Linked DNA regions of Homo sapiens: regions 2, 3, 4 and 5 are each linked to region 1. A link is a contact called in ENCODE Hi-C or POLR2A ChIA-PET data. All regions are on one chromosome and are shown on one strand. Each heading gives the region's core, a stretch centred on a gene start or an enhancer-like site at or near the end of the contact. The rest is flanking DNA. Distances are from core to core; before and after follow the strand shown.

Evidence for each region. A loop is a pair of places that touch in the nucleus more often than their neighbours do. ChIA-PET counts read pairs that join two places held with the same protein, here RNA polymerase II (POLR2A). Pooled maps may share reads with other maps.
Region 2: a pooled map shows a loop between it and region 1 (4-fold over the local background). The contact joins the enhancer-like site here to the promoter of CBX7 in region 1. A Hi-C loop is called at or near these places in 1 of 168 maps with a recorded cell type or tissue (ascending aorta), 1 of 37 single-sample maps with no recorded cell type and 3 of 50 pooled maps. POLR2A ChIA-PET finds 5 or more read pairs at or near these places in 6 of 52 experiments (CD8-positive, alpha-beta memory T cell, HEK293, Panc1 and 3 more).
Region 3: a loop to region 1 is called in a pooled map, with 3 times the contacts of the local background. The contact joins the promoter of APOBEC3F here to the promoter of CBX7 in region 1. A Hi-C loop is called at or near these places in 5 of 50 pooled maps. POLR2A ChIA-PET finds 5 or more read pairs at or near these places in 2 of 52 experiments (H1 and activated T-cell).
Region 4: a loop to region 1 is called in a map of CD8-positive, alpha-beta T cell, with 20 times the contacts of the local background. The contact joins the promoter of PDGFB here to the promoter of CBX7 in region 1. A Hi-C loop is called at or near these places in 10 of 168 maps with a recorded cell type or tissue (CD4-positive, alpha-beta T cell, CD4-positive, alpha-beta memory T cell, CD8-positive, alpha-beta T cell and 5 more), 1 of 37 single-sample maps with no recorded cell type and 14 of 50 pooled maps. POLR2A ChIA-PET finds 5 or more read pairs at or near these places in 17 of 52 experiments (B cell, CD4-positive, alpha-beta T cell, CD4-positive, alpha-beta memory T cell and 12 more).
Region 5: a pooled map shows a loop between it and region 1 (2.4-fold over the local background). The contact joins the promoter of APOBEC3G here to the promoter of CBX7 in region 1. A Hi-C loop is called at or near these places in 8 of 37 single-sample maps with no recorded cell type and 8 of 50 pooled maps. POLR2A ChIA-PET finds 5 or more read pairs at or near these places in 5 of 52 experiments (B cell, GM12878, T-cell and 2 more).

What each region holds. Positions count from the first base shown.
Region 1 is chr22:39,150,500-39,154,744 of GRCh38, reverse strand. It overlaps CBX7 (chromobox 7), which reads left to right and starts at 2,065. Exons shown (of 6, transcript NM_175709.5): 1 at 2,065-2,369. The coding sequence starts at 2,301. RefSeq lists silencers at 1,759-2,328, 2,399-2,448 and an enhancer at 1,906-2,487.
Region 2 is chr22:39,264,276-39,268,520 of GRCh38, reverse strand. No RefSeq gene overlaps it. Among named protein-coding and RNA genes, the nearest start is that of PDGFB, 21 kb to the right of the region's middle. RefSeq lists enhancers at 1,451-1,720, 1,901-1,980. Within about 2 kb of position 1,742, at least 7 of the 41 ENCODE cell types and tissues checked have a DNase peak (open chromatin) inside an H3K27ac peak, as active enhancers do.
Region 3 is chr22:39,038,614-39,042,858 of GRCh38, reverse strand. It overlaps APOBEC3F (apolipoprotein B mRNA editing enzyme catalytic subunit 3F), which reads right to left and starts at 1,995. Exons shown (of 7, transcript NM_145298.6): 1 at 1,882-1,995. The coding sequence starts at 1,898. RefSeq lists enhancers at 296-1,073, 2,126-2,185.
Region 4 is chr22:39,243,732-39,247,976 of GRCh38, reverse strand. It overlaps PDGFB (platelet derived growth factor subunit B), which reads left to right and starts at 2,995. Exons shown (of 7, transcript NM_002608.4): 1 at 2,995-4,076. The coding sequence starts at 4,014.
Region 5 is chr22:39,076,025-39,080,269 of GRCh38, reverse strand. APOBEC3G (apolipoprotein B mRNA editing enzyme catalytic subunit 3G) reads right to left here and starts at 2,995. Exons shown (of 8, transcript NM_021822.4): 1 at 2,892-2,995; 2 at 1,185-1,338. The coding sequence starts at 2,908. RefSeq lists enhancers at 3,102-3,181, 3,192-3,241.

The DNA of each region.
Region 1 (4,245 bases), core at 816-3,315:
TGTTCTATTTTTCTGGTGAATTGGACACTTTTCATTATGAAATGACCTTATTTATCTCTAGTGATGTTTTTCCCTCGATATTAAAATAACTGCACCAGCCTTCTTTTCGTTAGCATTTGCGTGGTATTTTCCCCCCATGTGTTTACTTTTGACCATCACTAGCTTTATGTTTTGGAAGTGTCTCTTGTGGGTTTCTCTTGTAAACTGCATCTAGCTATTTATGCATTCTGATAATCTTTGTATTTTAACTGCAATATTTAGTTGCATTTATTGAATCACAAAATATTCGAATTTATAGCTATCGTCTATTTGTCCCCTCCCTGCCCCGTCTTGTATTTATTTTTCTCTCCATTCTTGCCTGCTTTACAGTTGTTTGGGTTGGTTTAATCATTCTTTTTCCTCCTCCAATAATTTGGATAACTATACACAGTATTTCCAGTCCTACAGTGTTTATCCCAGTAATGACAATCTGGATTCTTAAATTCGTCAAAGTGTATTTGGTATCTATCTTCACCTTCCTCCTGAAGAATATAAGGATCTTAGAACACTTTAACTCCATTCACCCAAGTAAATGCCATCACTGTTGTGTATTTTAAATCTGTTTTTATCCAGAAGTCATTGTTATTGTTTCACACTATCGCTGTTCTTCATTTTTCTTTATTCCCAGTTGCATCAGACCTCCGTCTGGGATCATCTTTTTCCTGCCTGAAGTTCCAGCTTTGGAATCTCCCTCCGGAGGGTCTACCAGTGGCAAACTCTTAAGTTTTTGTATTTGTAAGTGCTATGATTTCACCTACGTTCTGGATACATGTGCCTCATACTGGGTACATAATTCTTGAAATACATTTTCACTGAATATATAATTCTAAGATGATGGTTATTTTCTCTCTGGCTTTGTTGCTCTTGATGAAAAGTCAGGTGTGAATCTATTATTCTCTTTTTCTATGTGCCAGAAAGAGGTGTTGGATTTTATTGTGAGGGAAATAGGGAGGAAAATTTTTAAGCACAGGGTGACCCCGTCAGATCTGCATTTTAGAAGCACACTCTGGCACTGTGTGGCTGAGATCGGAGGGAGGGCAGCTCCGCGAGGTCTCTGCTGTGGTCCAGAGAAAAGACGGGGCGAACCTGGGAGGTGGGTGCGGTGAGGGCAGGCAGACCCGAGTCCCCGAGGGGATGCCGGAGCGACAGAAGTTGGGGTCAGTACAGGAAGGAGCAGGGACGACGCCGGGCTCCCAGTGAGGAATGGAGGCGCGTTAGCGAAAAAGGAAGGGGGGTGGGGAATCAAGAGTTCGTCTCGTGCCACAAATGGTTGAGCCCCCACTAAGCACCTAGCGCCCAGTACACGCGGGTTTGGGGAAGGCTGGGGCAGCGCGGCGGCAAAATCCGTCCCCGGGGGACCTCAGCTCCACCGCGGCCGCTCCTGCCGCGAACGAGGGCCCGGCCCGGGAGCCCTCGAGGCAGCGCCCGCGTCTGACCCGTGCGTCTGGGCACCGACCACCGAGGGTCGGGTGGATGGACAAATGGAAGGGCGGATGGAGGGGTGGGTGGACGGACGTGGAGACACTGGCCAAACTGCGCCGCGGAGAAGGCCGGATTAGGGAGACCTCGGCCCTGCGACGTCCGGACACGGTGGGAAGCCTTTTGGGTCCCGGCTCTCCTGCAACTCGAGGGGCTGCGCCTCGGGCCCAGTCTCCTCCGCTGCGGGAGGTGAGCAAATGGCCTCCCCGCTCTGAGCCTTGACTTTGTCGTCGGCTCCACTGGGCCCTGCCACTTCGGCCCCTGGCAGTCACCGGGAGGCTATGAGGCGCCCGCCTGGGTATTAAGGATCACGTCCCGCCCCGGCGTCACAGCAAGACGGGGCGCGCGAGCCTCCGCCCCGCCCCAGCCGGTGACCGAGCCAAATAAGTCCCACGGCAGCGCTCGCGGCTCGCGGCCCGCGGCCCAATCGCAACCCGCGGGGGCGGGCCCCGGGGGCGGGGTTCCGATGGGGGCGGGGCTCGGGGGCGGAGCTGACCCTCAGGGCGCGAGCCGAGCCCGCGGCCGTTCCGCGCGCTCCCGCCCCGCCCCCTCCTTGCGCGCGCTCGCTCGCTGGCGCCGAGGAAAACGTTGCGCAGGTTCAAAAATGGAACGTCGGCGGCGTGAGGGAGCGCGAGGGGGTGTGCGCGCGTGCGCGTGCGCGTGCGCGCCCGGACGAGGGTGACGGGGACCCCGCCAGCCCCAGCATCGCGCGCCGCAGCCGCGGCCCCGCAGCTCCGCCCCCGGCCCGGCCCGGCCCCGGGCCCGCTCGCCCGCCGCCCCGCATGGAGCTGTCAGCCATCGGCGAGCAGGTGTTCGCCGTGGAGAGCATCCGGAAGAAGCGCGTGCGGAAGGTGAGGCTGCCCGGGGGCGGCTCCCAGGACCCCAGTGGGGTCCCTCCCGTCCCCAGCACCGCTCCCTCCACGCTGGGGCTGAAGGGGAAAGCGGGGCGCGGGGGCCCCGGCAGCCCTGCGCTGCTGGGCCCGTCTCCCCAGCCCGTGCCTCAGTTTCCCTGCCACCGTGTAGGGCGAGTAGAACAAAAGTTGTCGCTCCAGGATGCTAGTGGCGGCCGAGCCTGCCTGAGCTGGAGATTAGGATCGGACGTAGGGATCCTCAGCGCCATCCCACCTCGCTCCCCTTTTATTGTAAATATGGGGAGACTGAGGCCCAAGTTGAAAGGACTTGCCTAGCGCGTTATGGTCAGAGCTGGGTTTTGAACTCGGGACTCTGGACGCTTGGCACCAAATCCTTTCAAGTTGTAAGTGGAGCTTTGGAAAAGTCTCCTCCGGCCTCTGAAGTTTTTCCTGCTGGACTTTGGCCTTTTCCGATCCTGCCCCCTCTACGCCACCCGAGCACATCCCTATTCCCCGCCCCCACCCCCACCTCAACTCCTAGCCCAGGCCAGGGCTCTGAAGCCCGCCCCCTGCGCTGGGGCATCCCCTAGTCTCCTACCCCATCTGCCTTCTTCAAAACATACACCCTGCAATTTAAGGAGGTGTCTGTTCTGCTGGTTTCAGAACCCCACACTTTGGGGCTAGACTTTGTCCGGGCCTGGCGTCTACACCTCCCGTGCACTTGTTTGGCGAGGGGGCTCGCCTAAGGCTGGGGAAATCCTTGGGGAGAAGTTCCTTTCCTGGTACGCACTACTGTCCTTCCTTTGTCTCCTCCTCCCTGCAGCCCTTTGGGAGGCTCCAGGCCGACTGGGAGGGGCCTTAGGGGGTCACCTCCTCCCATTTAACAGAGACAAAAACTGAGGCCCAGGCAGAGGAAGTGACCTGCTCAAGGTCACCGAGCAAGTTAGATAGGGAGGTAGAGCAGGAGCTCAACTGGGCTGATTGGCAGCCCATCTTCTTTCTCCATAGAGAAAACTCAGTCCTGGCATCTCGGGCCAAGGGTGAAGGTCAAGGTGGTCAGGAGCATCTTTTCTTCCTCCAGCTGTGCTTGGGGTTTTACTCTTCTGATTGAGGCAGCTGTTCCTCCTCCTTCTCCTTTTTCCTAGGGTTTTCTCCACTTAAAAGAGAATTGATTTATTCCACAAAGCTCAGTGCTTTTCGTGCTGTGTAGCCTGAAGCAGGCACAGCACTAACTCCCTCTACGATGGAGCCCGCAGGGTAGCACAAGAGGGCGAGATCATCATTCCTTCGGCCAGTCACTCAAAATATTTATTGAGGGTTGGTCAGGTACCAGGCACCAGTCTAAGCCCCAGGGATCCACCCCTTCCCTCAGGGAGCTGGCATTCTGCAGAGGCGGCACACAGTGAATGAGGAGATACAGACAGATGCCTTCAGATGGAGCTGTGTGCTCTGCAGAAATAGAACTGCAAGGTGCCAGTGGAGACAGCATGGGAGAGGGTCACCAGGGAAAGCCTCTGTGAGGAGGTATCATATTTTGGTCTTAAAGTTCTGGCGTGCAGGGGCTTCACTCACAATGGGGTTGGACTGTAAACTTTTTTTTTTCTTGGCACCAAGATCTCACTCTGTCACCCAGGCTGCAGTGCAGGGGCATGAACATGGCTCACTGCAGCCTCAACCTCCCCGGCTCAAACGATCCTCCTGCCTCAGCCTCCTGTGTAGCTGGGACCACAGACAAGTGCCACCATGCCCAACTAATTTCCTTTTTTCAGAGACAGGGGTCTCACCGTGTTGCCCAGGCTTGTCTCAAACTCCTTCCTGGGCTCAAGCGATCTTCCAGCCTCAGCCTTCCAAAGTGTTGGGATGACAGGCTTGAGCC
Region 2 (4,245 bases), core at 493-2,992, 110 kb before region 1:
TGGGATGCAAATGAGAAGCCATGCAAACGAACACCTCACATTGCATATAACCAAATGCGGAGGTGGGTGAGGATATACCCTTCTTCCCATCATGCCTTGTGGTAGAAACGCCTGGAGGGCACAGGCTTTGACTGTCCATTGCCGGGTCTCTGGAGCCCGGACCTGCGCCTGGCACACAGTGGGTTCACCTTCTCTGTTGAATCGAATGAATGAATGAAAATGATTAGATGGAAGCATGATGACAGAGATAGGCGAGAGACAGAGGAAGGAGCGTGGGCATGGCTAACCGGCTGAGTGGCCATGAGCAGTGTATGTCACCTCCTGGGGCTTCTCTGCTCCTCTGTAGACCAGGCATGGCTCAGGTCCTTAGAAAAGCAACTGGGTTGAGTCAGAAGCATATCACACATGGCTTGCTGACCCAGGAATTCCATGCCAGCCAAGGAGCAACCCCTAAATATGGAAAAAGGAAAGCTATCTGTAGAAAGATATTAATCGAAATATATTATTTATAGCTTCGAAAAACTGGAAATAACTGAGATTTCCAACAATGAGGGAATGGCAAAATAAACCATGGAATATGGTTTGACAAAATATTAGGCAGCCAATAAAAATGAGGTTCAGAGAAGAGGAAAAAGAAACGAGATTACAGAGAGTGAAAGAACTAGAAAAGTGGCCATGATATAATGGCAGGTCAAAAAGGCAGGATACCACCTTTTTTTTTTCTTTTAATATACAGTATGACCTCAGCCCCATTTTTTTTTTAAAGTCCTCAAACAAAAAACTATGGAAGGAAATACATCAAACCTTAACAATGATTGTCTCTGGGTGGTGGGGCTGTGGGTGGTGATTTTTCTTCCTTATTTTGACTTTTCTGCAATTTTTAGATTTTCATAAATGAACATGTATTGTTGCTTTTATGGTAAAGATATTAAAAATGATTTTTTTTTGACGGAGTCTTGCTCTGTCGCCCAGGCTGGAGTGCAGTGGCATGATCTTGGCTCACTGCAACCTCCGCCTCATAGGTTCAAGTGATTCTCCTGCCTCAGCCTCCCGAGTAGCTGGGACTACAGGCGTCCGCCACCACTCCTGACTATTTTTTTTTTGCATTTTTAGTAGAGACAGGGTTTCACCATATTGGCCAGACTGGTCTCGAACTCCTGACCTTGTGATCCGCCCACCTCGGCCTCCCAAAGTGCTGGGATTACAGGCATGAGCCACTGTGCCCGGCCAAGACATTAAAAATGAAAAAAAAAAATCAAAGGAATTCGGGGTGGGGATGGGGTGGATGCTGTCTGTGCTCTGCCCTCGAGTCTCTGAGAGGGAGTTGGCATCAGGGAAGGTTCTAGGCTTGGAGGTGGCAGCCAGGTGTCAGGGGCTGCCTGTGTGATCCTGGGCAGATCCCTTTAGGCCTCAGTGGCACATCCTGTCAGATGGGGCCTGGTCACCTACTTTTCTTTTTTCTTTTGGAGAAAGGGTCTCATTCCTGTTGCCCAGACTGGTGTGCAGTGGCATGCCATCATGGCTCACTGCACTCTTGACTTCCCGGCTCAGGTGATCCTCCCACCTCAGCCTCCTGAGTAGCTGGAACTACAGGTTTGTGCCACCACACCCGGCTAATTTTTTGTATTTTTAGTAGAGACAGGGTTTCACCATGTTGCCCAAGCTGGTCTTTAAACTCCTGGCCTCAAGTGATCCGCCCACCAGCCTCCCAGAGTGCTGGGATTACTGACGTGAGCCACTGCATCTGCACCCGGGCCTCTGGCCACCTATTTGACAGAGCGTGTAGCAAGAACAGGAAGGGAACGTGGCTGAAAACAGTATCGTTGTTAGTTCTTAGGAAGGCCAGTTCTGTTTTCAGACACCCGGAAAGATGTCAGCGTTCTTACTGGGGTGTCCCTGGGAGTATTTTTAGTCCCAGAGGTACAGATGTTCCTGACTCATTTTGGAAAGTAGAACTGGGGTGATCTCTAGACACGCATCACTCTGTGTGGGAGGGGCATGGCCAGGAAGTCAGAGTCCTGGGTTCTAGGGCTGGCTCTTCCCATACTGCTGTGTGATCTTAGACGAGTCACTCAGGCTTCCTGGGCCTCAGCTTCCCCTGTGCAATGGGCTTTGGACACAGAGATCACTAAGATGAATAAACTCTCTGTTTAAACGAGGCCTTCTCCCCCAGGCCCTAAGGGGCAGGAACCCAGGAGTCTGAGAGTGAGCCCCTTACCGGCTGTGGTCCCCAGAAACTTTTTTTTTTTTTTTTCTTGAGACGGAGTTTCACTCTTGTTACTCCAGGCTGGAGTGCAGTGGCACAATCTCGGCTCATTGCAACCTCTGCCTCCCGGGTTCAAGCGATTCTCCTGCCTCAGCCTCCCGAGTAGCTGGGACTACAGGCGCGTGCCATCACGCCCTGCTAATTTTTGTATTTTATTAGAGATGGGGTTTCATGATGTTGGCCAGGATGGTCTTGATCTCTTGACCTCATGATCCACCCGCCTCGGCCTCCCAAAGTGCTGGGATTACAGGTGTGAGCCACTGTGCCCAGCCTCCCAGAACCTTCATATGTGTCCTGTTACCTTATTTCCAGCCACCCTTCCCTAGGGGAGTATGTATGTGTGTAAGGGTATGTGTGTGTGGGTCTATGGAAACTCAGTTCACCATGATGGGATCACCTTGTTTCCCTGGACCTCCTCAATGGTATTCCACTGCTCGGAGTGTCTAGTGGTGGGGGAGGATGGAGGCTGCCTCGGAGCAGGTGGTGTGTCCAGGAAGAGAGTGCCTGTGATGGACCGGACGCCCGTCCGTGTGGTGTGCACACACATCCCCAGCCCGCGCGAGCAGGGAGCTGTGATGGGGCCCGGGGAGTTTCTGGCTACCCTTGTCCTTGGTGCCATGAGGAACCTCAGAAAGGACTCAGTCCTGAGCACTCCCAGGCTCCCACTCTGACACATGTAGTAGATGTGTGCGACAAGCACATCACGTCCCTGTAGACGCAGCTCAAAGCCTAATCATGGTGCATGCACTTTCTGTGCTTTCTACAGGCCCAGCTTTCCACAGAACCAGCGCCAGGAACCTTCAGAACGATTCTGTGAGACAGGCACTGATTCTCTTCAGCATTTACTGATGGGGAAACAGAGGCTCAGAGAAGTTAAGAAACTCACCCAAGGTCACACAGCAGCAAGTGGCAGGCAGGATTCAAACCCAGGCTGTCTGGATCAGGCCCACACCGTGACTCACGCATAGACTCTTCCAGCTGCTGCTCTGGCGATAAGGAGAAGCCCAGCAGAGACCGGTGGCTTTCCACGGTCACGTCGCAGATTAGTGCAGAGCCCAGGCACACTCCAGGACCCTGGACTTGGGAATGGGTTCTTTGCCCATGAACGTGAGTGGAGCCATCTGTCAGAGTCCTGGCTTCTATGCCCAGCACGGGCCAGGCAAGCAGGCCAGTGGAGAATGTGTCAATTGGACCTGAATAGCTTTCCATTTATCACCAGTCTATCCTTGTGCCAAGCCCTGTACCAGGCCCTGGGGTACAGAGACGAGCAAGACTCATTTTCTGCTCATAACCCAGGGACTTCCAGAAGGAGGTGACGTTGAGATTTGGTCAGATGGAGGAGGGCAGACAGGGCGTTCCGGGCTGGGGAAATGTCTGATGCATCTGGGGAATCTCCATGGTTTCTGGGAGGGTTGGGGAAAGCAAAGGAGAGGAGTTTTTGAGGGTCTGACGCTGCTGGGGGCAGGTGGGTGGGTCAGGGAGTGGGGACAGCTGCTGAGTCCACTGAGGCTCTGGAAGTTTCAGGCCCACCCTGGGGACGGAGATGTAGTCTAGGGAAGGACGTGCCCTCCACTTCTGGGTCACAGCTGGAAGGGGAAGTGGGGGCTGGGCACAGGGTCTGAGGTCACAAGGCAGGGACAGGGAGATGGTAGATCAGTACCCCAGCTGGTCCCTCAGAGGCGGGGAGGGGAGAGGGAAGCAGACCCAGCACCCGGCTTCTCTGACCACAGCTCCTGCGGCGCCTCCTCACTCACTTCCCCAATGCGACAAGCTCGTCCCCACCACAGGGCCTTTGCACCTGCTGTTCCTCCTGCCTGAAAATGCTCTCTCCTTTCAGCCACTTGCCTCCCCAGAGCAGGCTCCAATTTGCTCATTTGTTCACTGTCTGTTCCCCTCTTGGGACATGGGCTCCATGATGGCAGGCTTGGTCTGTCTTTGCCACTGACTCCCGGCTCCAAGCACCGTGCCCAGCACACAGT
Region 3 (4,245 bases), core at 746-3,245, 110 kb after region 1:
CCCCCTGCATGGCTCTGGGCCTCCCCAACCCCTCCACAGCCCTGAGAATTTTTGCTTCCTTCCCAGGCAGGAAGACCGGGGAGAGAGCAAGAAAAGGGGATGCTGGCATGGGCAGCAGGGGCAGGCTGACCTCTTCCAGCTCAGGGTCCAGCTCTGGTCGTTCCAGGAGTACATTCCCCACCTTCCCAGTATTTCTCCCACCCATTCTCCAACGCATTAGTAAAATGCAAAAGAGAACAAAGTTCTTGGCTGGACATTATGGCTCATGCCTGTAATCCCAGCACTTTGGGAGGCCGAGGTAGGCCCATCACTTGAGGTCAGGAGTTTGAGACCAGTCTCACCAACATGGTGAAACCCAGTCTCTACTAAAAATATAAAAATTAGCCAAGCGTGGTAGTGGGTGCCTGTAATCCCAGCCACTGTGGAGGCTGAGGCAGGAGAATCGCTTGAACCTGGGAGGCGGAGGTTGTAGTGAGCCGAGATCGTGCCACTGCACTCCAGCCTGGGCTACAAGAGCGAAACTCCATCTCAAAAAAAAAAAAAAAAAAGAGAGAGAGAATAAAACTATTCACCCCAAAATAATAGATTTTAACCTTTCAGCCAGTTCCTTCTGACATTTCACCTCTGTATATTACTATTGTTAAATCATGGTAGAACCGAATTCTGAGGCCCAGGCCACTCTTCTAAGTGCTGCGCGGATGTGAGCTCATGTGAGGCTGCCCTAGGCCCGCACGGGCCATTCCCATCTTACAGAGGAGGTGCCAGAGGCGCAGAGAGATGGGGTAACCTGCCCAGGCCACAGAGCTGGGGACGGATGGGGCTGGGGCCTCTTACCAGACCAGCCCTGTCCAGTCTCTGTGTCACCAGCCTTGCAGGAGGGAGCCATTGGGGACCAGACTCTCTTCTTACTAAATTTTAAAATAATAGCATTTCTCCTGATCATTGAGTTTTTTTCCCATATATTCCATGTTTTTTGTTTTTGTTTTTTTTTCTTTTGAGACGAAATTTGGCTCTTGTTGCCCAGGCTGGAGTGCGATGGGGCGATCTCGGCTCACTGCAACCTCCGCCTCCTGGGTTCAAGCGATTCTCCTGTCTCAGCCTGTGGAGTAGCTGGATTATAGGCGCCCGCCACCACACCCGGCTAATTTTGTATTTTTAGTAGAGACAGGGTTTATCCATGTTGATCAGGATGGTCTCGAACTCCCGACCTCAGGCAATCCACCCACCTCAGCCTACCAAAGTGCTGGGATGACAGGTGTGAGCCACCGCACCCGGCCACTATATTCCATGTTACTCGTGTCATTTATAAACAGTGAATGCTGATAGTGGAGGAGGAGCGTGTGTTTGGGGTCATCTGCATCCTCCTCTGCCCACAGTGGAGACATCCTTGGAAGATACGATTTATCTTGTGCTTCAGAGACCATTCCCTCCCCACACCCTCTCCTAAGACTTGCTATTTAAGCAAAGTAAATGTTACAGAAAATCCATCAAAGCACTGTGAACAAAATTCCACATTGCTCTAATCATCCTTTGGTTCAATTCTCCCAGTTCCAGAGTTCAGGAATGGCGGAAAGAACACAGAGGGAGCACCCTCCCAGGGCCGGGAGCACCAGCCCTGCCATGACTTTCGGTGGCGGGGGAGAGTCTCAGCAGGGCACCTGGGCTGGGGCAGGTGGGGAAGCGGCCTATTCAGAAGCAGCAGTGGGGCAACCACAGAGCAGGAAAAAGAGCCTGGCTGGGAGTGGCGGGGGCAGGGGAGCCAGAGGGGAGGGAGCCCAGGGCTGGGGCTGGGGCAGGGGGAGGCCAGGGCTGACGCCCAGCAGAGCCACCAGGCAGGAAGGGGCAGCAGAGGGGCCCAGCGGGTAGAGCGGGCAGCGGTACCTGAAGTGAGGCTTCATCCTTGGCCGGCTAGTCCCGACTAAGATCTTTGTCTGGAGCACCAGGGTTTCACTTTCTGCTCCAGGCTCCAGGTTTCAGGACAGCCCTCCCTAAAGTGACCTCCCAGGGCCTCGTAGTCATGGCCCCTCCCCCTTCCTGCTCAGGCGCTGGTGTAGGAGGCCCTGGGACGCTTTATCTTCCTCAGTCTCTCACCCTCTTTCTGGTTTTCTCTGGGGCCCTCCCCCTGGCAGAGGGACCTCTGATAAAGACAGGCCGCTCTGTGCGGCAGGACCCAAGGCAATTGCAAAGGGAAAGAGAAAGTCATTGCAGCCAGCGCCCGCGAGGTGGGTCCACACCAGGCTGAGCCAGCAGAGCACAAGCCCCTCCCCTGGTGGTCCCGCCCAGCTGGAGCCTCCTCTCCACCATCAAGACAGACAGGCTGATGCCTCCGCAGGGACTCCCGGATCCTGCCCTCGGGGATCATCCCAGAGACGGCCCCCACCCAGCGGCCATGGGGACAGGGAGGGAGAGTAAAGGGCCAGGTGTCTGCCTCTCCCCAGGCCTTCACCCTCGGAGGCCACCGTGGGAGGGAGGGACAGCAGGTGGGTGTGGGCCTCAGATGTCCCACCGGGATGCCATGCGCGCCCCCACACTGAGCTCTTTCCTTCCTGCTTCTCCTTCTTCCCCATCTCCTGCCCGGAGTTCCTCCCTGGTGGGCTGAGCTCTCGCCTCCTCTTGTCCCCATGTCATGGAAGAGCAGTGGCTGGTGTCCCAGGCCAGCCTGTCTGGAGCCTCCCTGCGCGTCTCACAGCTCCCTTCCCCTGGTAGCGTGTTCCCATGGCGCGGTGACCTAAAAATTACACAAGGGATGCATTTGGTTTTTTTGTTTGCTTTTGTTTTTTTGTGTTTTTTTGTTTGTTTGTTTGTTTTGAGACGGAGACTTGCTCTGTTACCCAGGCTGGAGTACAGTGGCGTAATCTCAGCTCACCGCAACCTTTGCCTCCCAGGTTCAAAAGATTCTCCTGCCTCAGCCTCCCATGTAACTGCGATTACAGGCACCCACCCCTACGCCTAGGCTAATTTTTGTATTCTTAGTAGAGACAGTGTTTCTCCATGTTGGTCAGGCTTACAGCCGCCCACCACTATGCCTGGCTAATTTTTGTATTTTTAGTAGAGACAGGGTTTCTCCATGTTGGTCAGCTGATCTCGAACTCCCGATCTGAGGAGATCCGCCCGCCTTGGCGTACCAAAGTGCCGGGATTACAGGTGTGAGCCACCGCGCCTGGCCACAATGTATAAATTTGGAAAGGAGATTTTATTTCTTGTTAAGGGTGACAGGCAGCAAGGTAGCCATCCCGCAGCCTGGGAAGAGCAGCCTCTGGGAAACACCAGAGACAGACATTTAGAAGCAGGAGGGGTTGGGGCAGGAGCTTTATGCTGAAGGGGTTGGCTAAACATACATATTCAACAGGCTATAGGAGGAGCTATGAATATTCATGTGGGTGGCTGCACTCCATGCTTATTGAACAAACATGCGTGTAACATATGATCCCAGGCAGGCACAGTGGCTCACGCCTGTAATCCCAGCATTTTGGGAGGCCGAGGCAGGTGGATCATCTGAGGTCAGTGTCAGGCCTCTGAGCCGGAGCTAAGCCATTGTGACCCCTGTGAACTGCACATATACATCCAGATGGCCTGCAGCAGCCAAGAAGTCTGGAGCAGCCAAAAAAACACAAAAGAAGTGAAACAGCCAGTTTCTCCCTTAACTGATTAACCAACCTTAAGACATTCCACCATTAGGACTTGTTCCTGCCCTACCCTAACTGATCAATCGACCTTATGACATTCTTCTTCTGGACAATGGGTCTCATGGTCTCCCACCATGCACCTGGTGACCCCCTCCCCTGCTGACAACAGATGACCACCTTCGACTGTAACTTTCCACCACCTACCCAAGTCCTATAAAGCTGCCCCTCTCTTATCTCCCTTCGCTGACTCTCTTTTCAGACTCAGCCCACTTGCACCCAAGTGAATAAATGGCGTTATTGCTTACACAAAGCCTGTTTAGGTGGTTTTCTATACAGACACGCATGACAGTGAGGAGTTCGAGACCAACCTGGCCAACATGGTGAGACCTGGTCTCTACTAAAACTACAAAAATTAGCCGGGTGTGGTGGCACGTGCCTGAAATCCCAGCTACTCGGGAGGCTGAGGCAGGAGAATCAGTTGAACCCAGAAGGCAGAGGTTGCAGTGGGCCGAGATCGCGCCACTGCCCTCCAGCCTGGGAGACAGAGTGAGACTCCATCTCAAAACAAAAAACAAACAAACAAAAATCTAAAAAAAAAAAAAGCAACCGTATAATCCGT
Region 4 (4,245 bases), core at 1,746-4,245, 92 kb before region 1:
CTGACTCAGCCTCCTGAGTAGCTGGGGCCACACTCAGATATATATATATATATATATATATATATATATATATATATATATATATATTTTTTTTTTTTTTTTTTTTTTTTTTTGGTAATTTTTTTTAAGAGATGGGATCTCGCTATGTTGCTGAGGCTGGTCTCGAACTCCTGGCTGCACATGATCCTCTGGCCTCAGCCTCCCAAATTGCTGGGAATACAGGGGTGAGCCACCGTGCCTGGGGAGGTGTTCTTTACAGACTGTTCCTCTGCACAGAGAAGGTACAAGAAAGGAGCCCTTAGCACAACATTCAGGCCCAGGTGTCACGCAGGTGTCACGTAGCATTCAGGCCCAGGTGTCTGCTGGGCCCTCTTCTGCCACTTCTAACCCATGTACTGGCACCTGCACTGCAATGATTTGGGTCTATCTCACTGAGAGCATGGGAAGTCCCTGAGTGCCGAGGCTGGGACTCCTTCCTCATTCCATTTCTCAGCGCTTCACACAGGGTCTGCAAACAGTAGGCGTTCTACGATGCTGCTCTGAGTAGCCTTCCCTCTCCCTCAACTTGTACCTAAGTCAGAGTTCATATGGGTCCATCACTTTTTAGCTGGCAGAGCAGGTTCCCACATATTAATGCATGTGGCGCTCACCAAAGCGCTGTGTCAAAAGTGTCATCATTGTCATCAGCATCACCTGCCAGAAAATTGCACAGCACGGTGGTCTCAGCATGTGGGCTCTGTAGCTGGACTGCTCAGATTCAAGTCCTGGCCTTACCACTTACGGGCTGTGTGACCTTGAACAAGTGTATTGGCCTCTCTGTGCTTCCATTTCCCCATCTGTAAGATAGGAATAACACATCTCACAGGAGCATGGAGAGGCTACAGGTAGAGTAAGAAAAACACTAGCTACCACATAGTCAGCTCACTAATCATGGTAGTTGTTACCATTCTATTTATAGAAGACACAGAAGGTCAAGGTCAAATGACCCAGCTGTCCGGTGGAAGAGGGTTTTTATCTCTGAGTCGTTAGACTTCAAATCTAGTGTTTGGGGGTTATCTCCTCGTCCCGCTGCCCCATCTCCCTTGTCACCCTGTCTCCTAATTTATCTGTTTATACATCTGGTTGTCCTTCTCAATGGGGCTCTTCAAAGGCAGGGGCCTGCATTAGGCTGGTTCACACCTGTCTCCCCAGTGCCTGGAGCAGTGCGGGGCCACCAGTGAACTTGAAGGCTGCATGGAAGGTTCCAGGCGCTTGCTTCCTGCTAAGGTGTTTTGCTGAGCGCCTCCACATGGAGGACCTCATGGGAGCCTCCAGACCACTCCAGGAGCAGGGTAAAAATTCTCTACAACTGCACTGAGGTACAACAAACTGCACACATTTTGTTGTGATGTACGTATACACCCATAAGCCCATCACCACAATCAAAAATGACAAACATTTCCATCACCACTAAAATTTTGCCATGCCTCTCTGTTCTCTCTCACTCCTTCCCATTATAGATTTATTTTTATTTCTTTAGAGATAGGGTCTTGCTCTGTTGCCCAGGCTGGAGTGCAGTGGCACAGTCACAACTCACTGCAGCCTCAAACTCCTGGGCTCAAAACGATCCACAGTCTCCTGAGTAGCTGGGACTACAGGAGCTTGTTACCACACCCAGCTCCAGTTTATAAATTCATCTCCAGTTTATAAAGGAGGAAACCGAGGTACTGAGAGGTTAAAAAACCTTCCTGCAGACACTTGTCCAGCAAGTGGCCACTCCAGGATTTGGACCAAGGTGATGTGTCTTCAGGCTGTGTCTCTGCCACTGTGCCACGCTGCTGGGTGGTAGGCAGCAGTGGGTGGGTGCCTGCAGTGGTCTGTAAAGACCACCTGAGATGTCCTTCCTCCTCTGTTCCACCCTGTCCAGGTCCAAGAAGACAGTCTATGAAGAGAGAGCAGGTGTGACTCTCTCAGTGTGCTCCTCTGTGAGAAGCAGGCTGACATCCCAAAGGGAAGGGCGGATAACAGAGACAGTGCAAGCGGAGGAGATGAGGGTGCCTCAAAGCCGGGAGGCTGGGTGATGCAGGAGCCTGCGTGTCCCGAGGGGGGTGCTGGGCCCAGTGTGAGTACGTGTGACTGTGACTGAGACAGTGTGACTGCTGAAGGCAGGGACACAGCAGCTCCCTGACTGGGGGCAGAAGGCGTTAACTGTGTGAAGGCTGGTTGTGGGTGGGTGGGCTCTGGGCCTCGAACCCGGGGGCTGAGGGAGATAGTAAACAGCAGGGTGACTGACGGGAAGATCATGTTGGTAGCCCTGCGAAGATGCTGCAGGGCTGTGGGGGTTTGTGTGACTTTGCAGTTCAACAAATTCAAATTCAGCCAACGCTGGCAGGGCCTGTTGTGCCAGGCAACCAGCTAGGAGGAGGAGACTCGGACCCAGCTTGCAGCTGAAGGGCGCTGGCTGCCGGGTTCTGTGGGTTCACCTTGCGGTGTCTTCCCTTGCTAACACTGAGTCCTTACAATAGCCCCATCTCCAGGTTGAGGCTAGATGGAGGGGACAGAGGGAAGTGACTTGCCCAAGGTGACCCAAGCTCCCGAGTGCCAGGGCAGGATCTGAATTCAGGCTCTCAGACTGCAGAGCCTGAGTCCCTCCCTGCCATGCCTGTGCCAGGGTGGAAATGTCTGGTCCTGGAGGGGAGCGTGGACTCCTGGCCTTGGCTCTGGAGACATCCCCCTAGACCACGTGGGCTCCTAACCTGTCCATGGTCACTGTGCTGAGGGGCGGGACGGTGGGTCACCCCTAGTTCTTTTTTCCCCAGGGCCAGATTCATGGACTGAAGGGTTGCTCGGCTCTCAGAGACCCCCTAAGCGCCCCGCCCTGGCCCCAAGCCCTCCCCCAGCTCCCGCGTCCCCCCCCTCCTGGCGCTGACTCCGGGCCAGAAGAGGAAAGGCTGTCTCCACCCACCTCTCGCACTCTCCCTTCTCCTTTATAAAGGCCGGAACAGCTGAAAGGGTGGCAACTTCTCCTCCTGCAGCCGGGAGCGGCCTGCCTGCCTCCCTGCGCACCCGCAGCCTCCCCCGCTGCCTCCCTAGGGCTCCCCTCCGGCCGCCAGCGCCCATTTTTCATTCCCTAGATAGAGATACTTTGCGCGCACACACATACATACGCGCGCAAAAAGGAAAAAAAAAAAAAAAAGCCCACCCTCCAGCCTCGCTGCAAAGAGAAAACCGGAGCAGCCGCAGCTCGCAGCTCGCAGCTCGCAGCCCGCAGCCCGCAGAGGACGCCCAGAGCGGCGAGCGGGCGGGCAGACGGACCGACGGACTCGCGCCGCGTCCACCTGTCGGCCGGGCCCAGCCGAGCGCGCAGCGGGCACGCCGCGCGCGCGGAGCAGCCGTGCCCGCCGCCCGGGCCCCGCGCCAGGGCGCACACGCTCCCGCCCCCCTACCCGGCCCGGGCGGGAGTTTGCACCTCTCCCTGCCCGGGTGCTCGAGCTGCCGTTGCAAAGCCAACTTTGGAAAAAGTTTTTTGGGGGAGACTTGGGCCTTGAGGTGCCCAGCTCCGCGCTTTCCGATTTTGGGGGCCTTTCCAGAAAATGTTGCAAAAAAGCTAAGCCGGCGGGCAGAGGAAAACGCCTGTAGCCGGCGAGTGAAGACGAACCATCGACTGCCGTGTTCCTTTTCCTCTTGGAGGTTGGAGTCCCCTGGGCGCCCCCACACGGCTAGACGCCTCGGCTGGTTCGCGACGCAGCCCCCCGGCCGTGGATGCTCACTCGGGCTCGGGATCCGCCCAGGTAGCGGCCTCGGACCCAGGTCCTGCGCCCAGGTCCTCCCCTGCCCCCCAGCGACGGAGCCGGGGCCGGGGGCGGCGGCGCCCGGGGGCCATGCGGGTGAGCCGCGGCTGCAGAGGCCTGAGCGCCTGATCGCCGCGGACCCGAGCCGAGCCCACCCCCCTCCCCAGCCCCCCACCCTGGCCGCGGGGGCGGCGCGCTCGATCTACGCGTCCGGGGCCCCGCGGGGCCGGGCCCGGAGTCGGCATGAATCGCTGCTGGGCGCTCTTCCTGTCTCTCTGCTGCTACCTGCGTCTGGTCAGCGCCGAGGTGAGTTGCCACGGCGGCTGGGGCTGGTTCTTCATTCATTACCTTCGCCCCCCCCTTCTGACCGCCCCCTCCTCTCCCTGCAGTGAACTTTGGACCCTTGCAGCCCGCGAGCCTGACGCCGGGCGCTGGGTGACCTCTTCGGGCTGGGAGCGAGGTCCGGGGGTGACAG
Region 5 (4,245 bases), core at 1,746-4,245, 75 kb after region 1:
TTCTCCCAGGCATCCATTCACCAGACATCCTCAGCCCCTACTGTGGCCTGGCCCTCTAGGGTCTGCCTTGTTCCCTGCCTGCAGTCAGTGGGGAGCCCACTGGACCTGCACTGTCCATGTCGGGGGGGGTGACATGGCCAAGGGACTACTGAGTACTTGAAATGGGGCTCTGATTAGAGACCTGGGCACCTGAAAAATACACCACTCATTTCTTTTTTTTTTTTTGAGATGGAGTTTCGCTCTTGTTGCCCAGGCTGGAATGCAAGGATGCAATCTTGGCTCACTACAACCTCTGCCTCATGGGATCAAGCGGTTCTCCTGCCTCAGCCTCCCGAGTAGCTGGGATTACAGGTGACTGCCACCATGCCTGGCTAATTTTTTTTTTTTTTGTATTTTTAGTAGAGATGGGATTTCACCATGTTGCCCAGGCCGGTTTTGAATATCTAACTTCAGGTGATCTGCCCGCCTTGGCCTCCCAAAGTGCTGGGATTAGAGGTGCGAGCCACCCACTGTACGTGACCCACGCAGCTCATTTCAAAGACTCGGTGTGACAAGAAAAAGAAACTTCATTATCTTGTCAAGAATTTTATGTTAATTAATGTTGAAGTAATATGTTAGCCACATTGGATTAATTAAATATTAAAATTAGGCCGGCGCTGTGGCTCACACCTGTAATCCCAACACTTTGGGAGGCCGAGGCAGGTGGATCACCTGAGGTCAGAAGTTCGAGACCAGCCTGGTGAATATGGTGAAACCCCATCTGTACTAAAAATACAAAAAAAAAATCAGCTGGGCGTGGTGGTGGGCACCTGTAATCGCAGCTACTTGCGAGTCTGAGGCGACAGCATCGCTTGAACCCAGGAGGCAGAGGTTGCTGTGAGCCGAGATCGCGTCATTGCACTCCAGCCTGAGCAACAAGAGTGAAACTCTGTCTCAAAAAAAAAAAAGAAAAAAGAAAAGAAAAGAAAAACGGAAACACAAGGCCTTTTGTGCAGAGGCAAACCCCCTCCACGATCCGATCCCAGGACGGTCCAGCAGGAAGGTCAGGGCCACGGACTTGGAAAGTGTGGGAGAGAAGGACACACTGGATAGCCCGCCGCCGGGCACTTCACTTATCAGTGCGTGGTTTGCTTTCCCAGCTGGCTTAGCTCCTGCCTGCAAAGTGATTGGAGTCCGGGTGGTACCTGGCCTCGAAAGATCTTTGCGTCCAAAGGGGGCCTTGAGGGACCCTTTGTTTTCACTTCGTAGCACAGCCAGACGGTATTCCGACGAGAAAGGATGGGTCTATTATAAAAGTTGTAGGAGAATGTGTCTCGATACATTCGCTCCACTGTGTTTCTGAAGACACAAGAGAGAAACCAGCCAATGTAGAGAGCACTCCTGGGGGCCCTCCGGGCTGATGTCCACTAAACACAGCCCCCTGGACGGCTCTAGGCCTCCCCCATCCCTCCCCTCCCCTGAGAATTTCGGCGGAGACTGTAGTGAGCCAAGATCGCGCCACTACACTCCAGCCTGGGCGACAAGAGCGAAATTCCGTCTCAAAAAAAAAGAGAGAGAGAGACAGAATAAAACTCTTCACCCCAAAATAACAGCTTTTAACCTTTCAGCTCAGTTCCTTCCTGACATTTCACCTCTGTATATTATTATTGTTAAATCATGGTAGAACCGAATTCTGAGGCCCAGGCCAGTCTTCTAAGTGCTGCGCGGGGGTGAGCTCATGTGAGGCTGCCCTAGGCTGGCAGGGGCCATTCCCGTCTTACAGAGGAGGGGCCAGACGCGCAGAGAGGCGGGGTAACCTGCCCAGGCCACAGAGCTGGGGACAAATGGAGTGGGGGCCCCTTTCCAGGCCAGCCCTGTCCAGTCTCTGTATCACTGGCCCTGCAGGAGGCAGCCATTGGGGACCGGGCTCTCTTCTTACTAAATTTTAAAATAACAACATTCCTCCTGATCATTGAGTTTTTTTCCCATATATTCCATGTTTTTTCTTTTGTTTTTGTTTTTTTTTCTTTCAAGACGAAGTTTTGCTCTTGTTGCCCAGGCTGGAGTGCAATGGGGCGACCTCAGCTCACTGCAAACTCCGCCTCCTGGGTTCAATGGATTCTCCTGTCTCAGACTCCCAAGTAGCTGCGATTACAGGCGCCCGCCACCACACCCAGCTAATTTTGCATTTTTAGTAGAGACAGGGTTTATCCATGCTGGTCAGGCTGGTCTTGAACTCCTGACCGCAGGCGATCCGCCCACCTCAGCCTCCCAAAGTGCTGGGATGACAGGTGTGAGCCACCGCACCCGGCCACTATATTCCATGTTACTGGTGTCATTTATAAACAGTGAATGCTGATAGTGGAGGAGGAGCGTGTGTTTGGGGTCATCTGCATCCTCCTCTGCCCACAGTGGAGACATCCTTGGAAGACATGATTTATCCTGTGCTTCAGAGACCATTCCCTCCCCACACCCTCTCCTAAGACTTGGTATTTAAGCAAAGTAAATCTTACAGAAAATCCATCAAAGCCCTGTGAACAAAATTCCACCTTGCTCTACTCATCCTTTGGTTCAATTCTCCCAGTTCCAGAGTTCAGGAATGGCGGGAAGCACACAGAGGGAGCACCCTCCCAGGGCCGGGAGCACCACCCCAGCCATGACTTTCAGGGGAGAGTCTCAGCAGGGGACCTGGGCTGGGACAGATGGGGGAGGCGGCCCATTCAGAAGCAGCAGTGGGGCGACAACACAGCAGGGCAAGGAGCCTGGCTGGGAGTAGGGGGTGCAGGGGAGTCAGAGGGGAGGGAGCCCAGGGCTGGGGCTGGGGCAGGGGAAGGCCAGGGCTGACGCCCAGCAGAGCCACCAGGCAAGAAGGGGCAGCAGAGGGGCCCAGTGGGTAGAGCGGGCAGCGGTACCTGAAGTGAGGCTTCATCCTTGGCCGGCTAGTCCCGACTAAGATCTTTGTCTGGAGCACCAGGGTTTCACTTTCTGCTCCAAGCTTCTGGTTTTAGGACAGCCCTCCCTAAAGTGACCTCCCAGGGCCTCGTAGTCATGGCCCCTCCCGCTTCCTGCTCAGGCGCTGGTGTAGGAGGCCCTGGGACGCTTTATCTTCCTCAGTCTCTCACCCTCTTTCTGGTTTTCTCTGGGGCCCTCCCCCTGGCAGAGGGACCTCTGATAAAGACAGGCCGCTCTGTGCGGCAGGACCCAAGGCAATTGCAAAGGGAAAGAGAAAGTCATTGCAGCCAGCGCCCGGGAGGTGGGTCCACACCAGGCTGAGCCAGCAGAGCACAAGCCCCTCCCCTGGTGGTCCCGCCCAGCTGGAGCCTCCTCTCCACCATCAAGACAGACAGGCTGATGCCTCCGCAGGGACTCCCGGATCCTGCCCTCGGGGATCATCCCAGAGACGGCCCCCACCCAGCGGCCATGGGGACAGGGAGGGAGAGTAAATGGCCAGGCGTCTGCCTCCCCCCAGGCCGTCACCCTCGGAGGCCACCGTGGGAGGGAGGGACAGCAGGTGGGTGTGGGCCTCAGATGTCCCACCGGGATGCCATGCGCGCCCCCACACTGAGCTCTTTCCTTCCTGCTTCTCCTTCTTCCCCATCTCCTGCCCGGAGATCCTCCGTGGTGGGCTGAACTTTTGCCCTCTCTTGTCCCCATGTTATGGAAGGGCAGCGGCTGGTGTCCCAGGCCAGCCTGTCTGGAGCCTCCCTGCGCGTCTCACAGCTCCCTTCCCCTGGTAGCGTGTTCCCATGGCGTGGTGACCTACAAATTACACAAGGGATGCATTTGCAAATGACACTTTATTTCTTGTTAAGGGTGACAGCCTGCAAGGTAGCCATCCAGCAGCCTGGGAAGAGCAGCCTCTGGTTAACACCAGAGACAGACATTTAGAAGCAGGAGGGGTTGGGGCAGGAGCTTTATGCTGAAGGGGTTAGCTAAACATACATATTGAACAGGCTACAGGAGGAGCTATGAATATTCATGTGGGTGGCTGCACTCCATGCTTATTGAACAAACATGCGTGTAACATATGATCCCAGGCGGGCACAGTGGCTCACACCTGTAATCCCAGCATTTTGGGAGGCCGAGGCAGGTGGATCATCTGAGGTCAGTGTCAGGCCGCTGAGCCAGAGCTAAGCCATTGTGACCCCTGTGAACTGCACATATACATCCAGATGGCCTGCAGCAGCCAAGAAGTCTGGAACAGCCAAAAAAACACAAAAGAAGTGAAACAGCCAGTTTCTCCCTTAACTGATTAACCAACCTTAA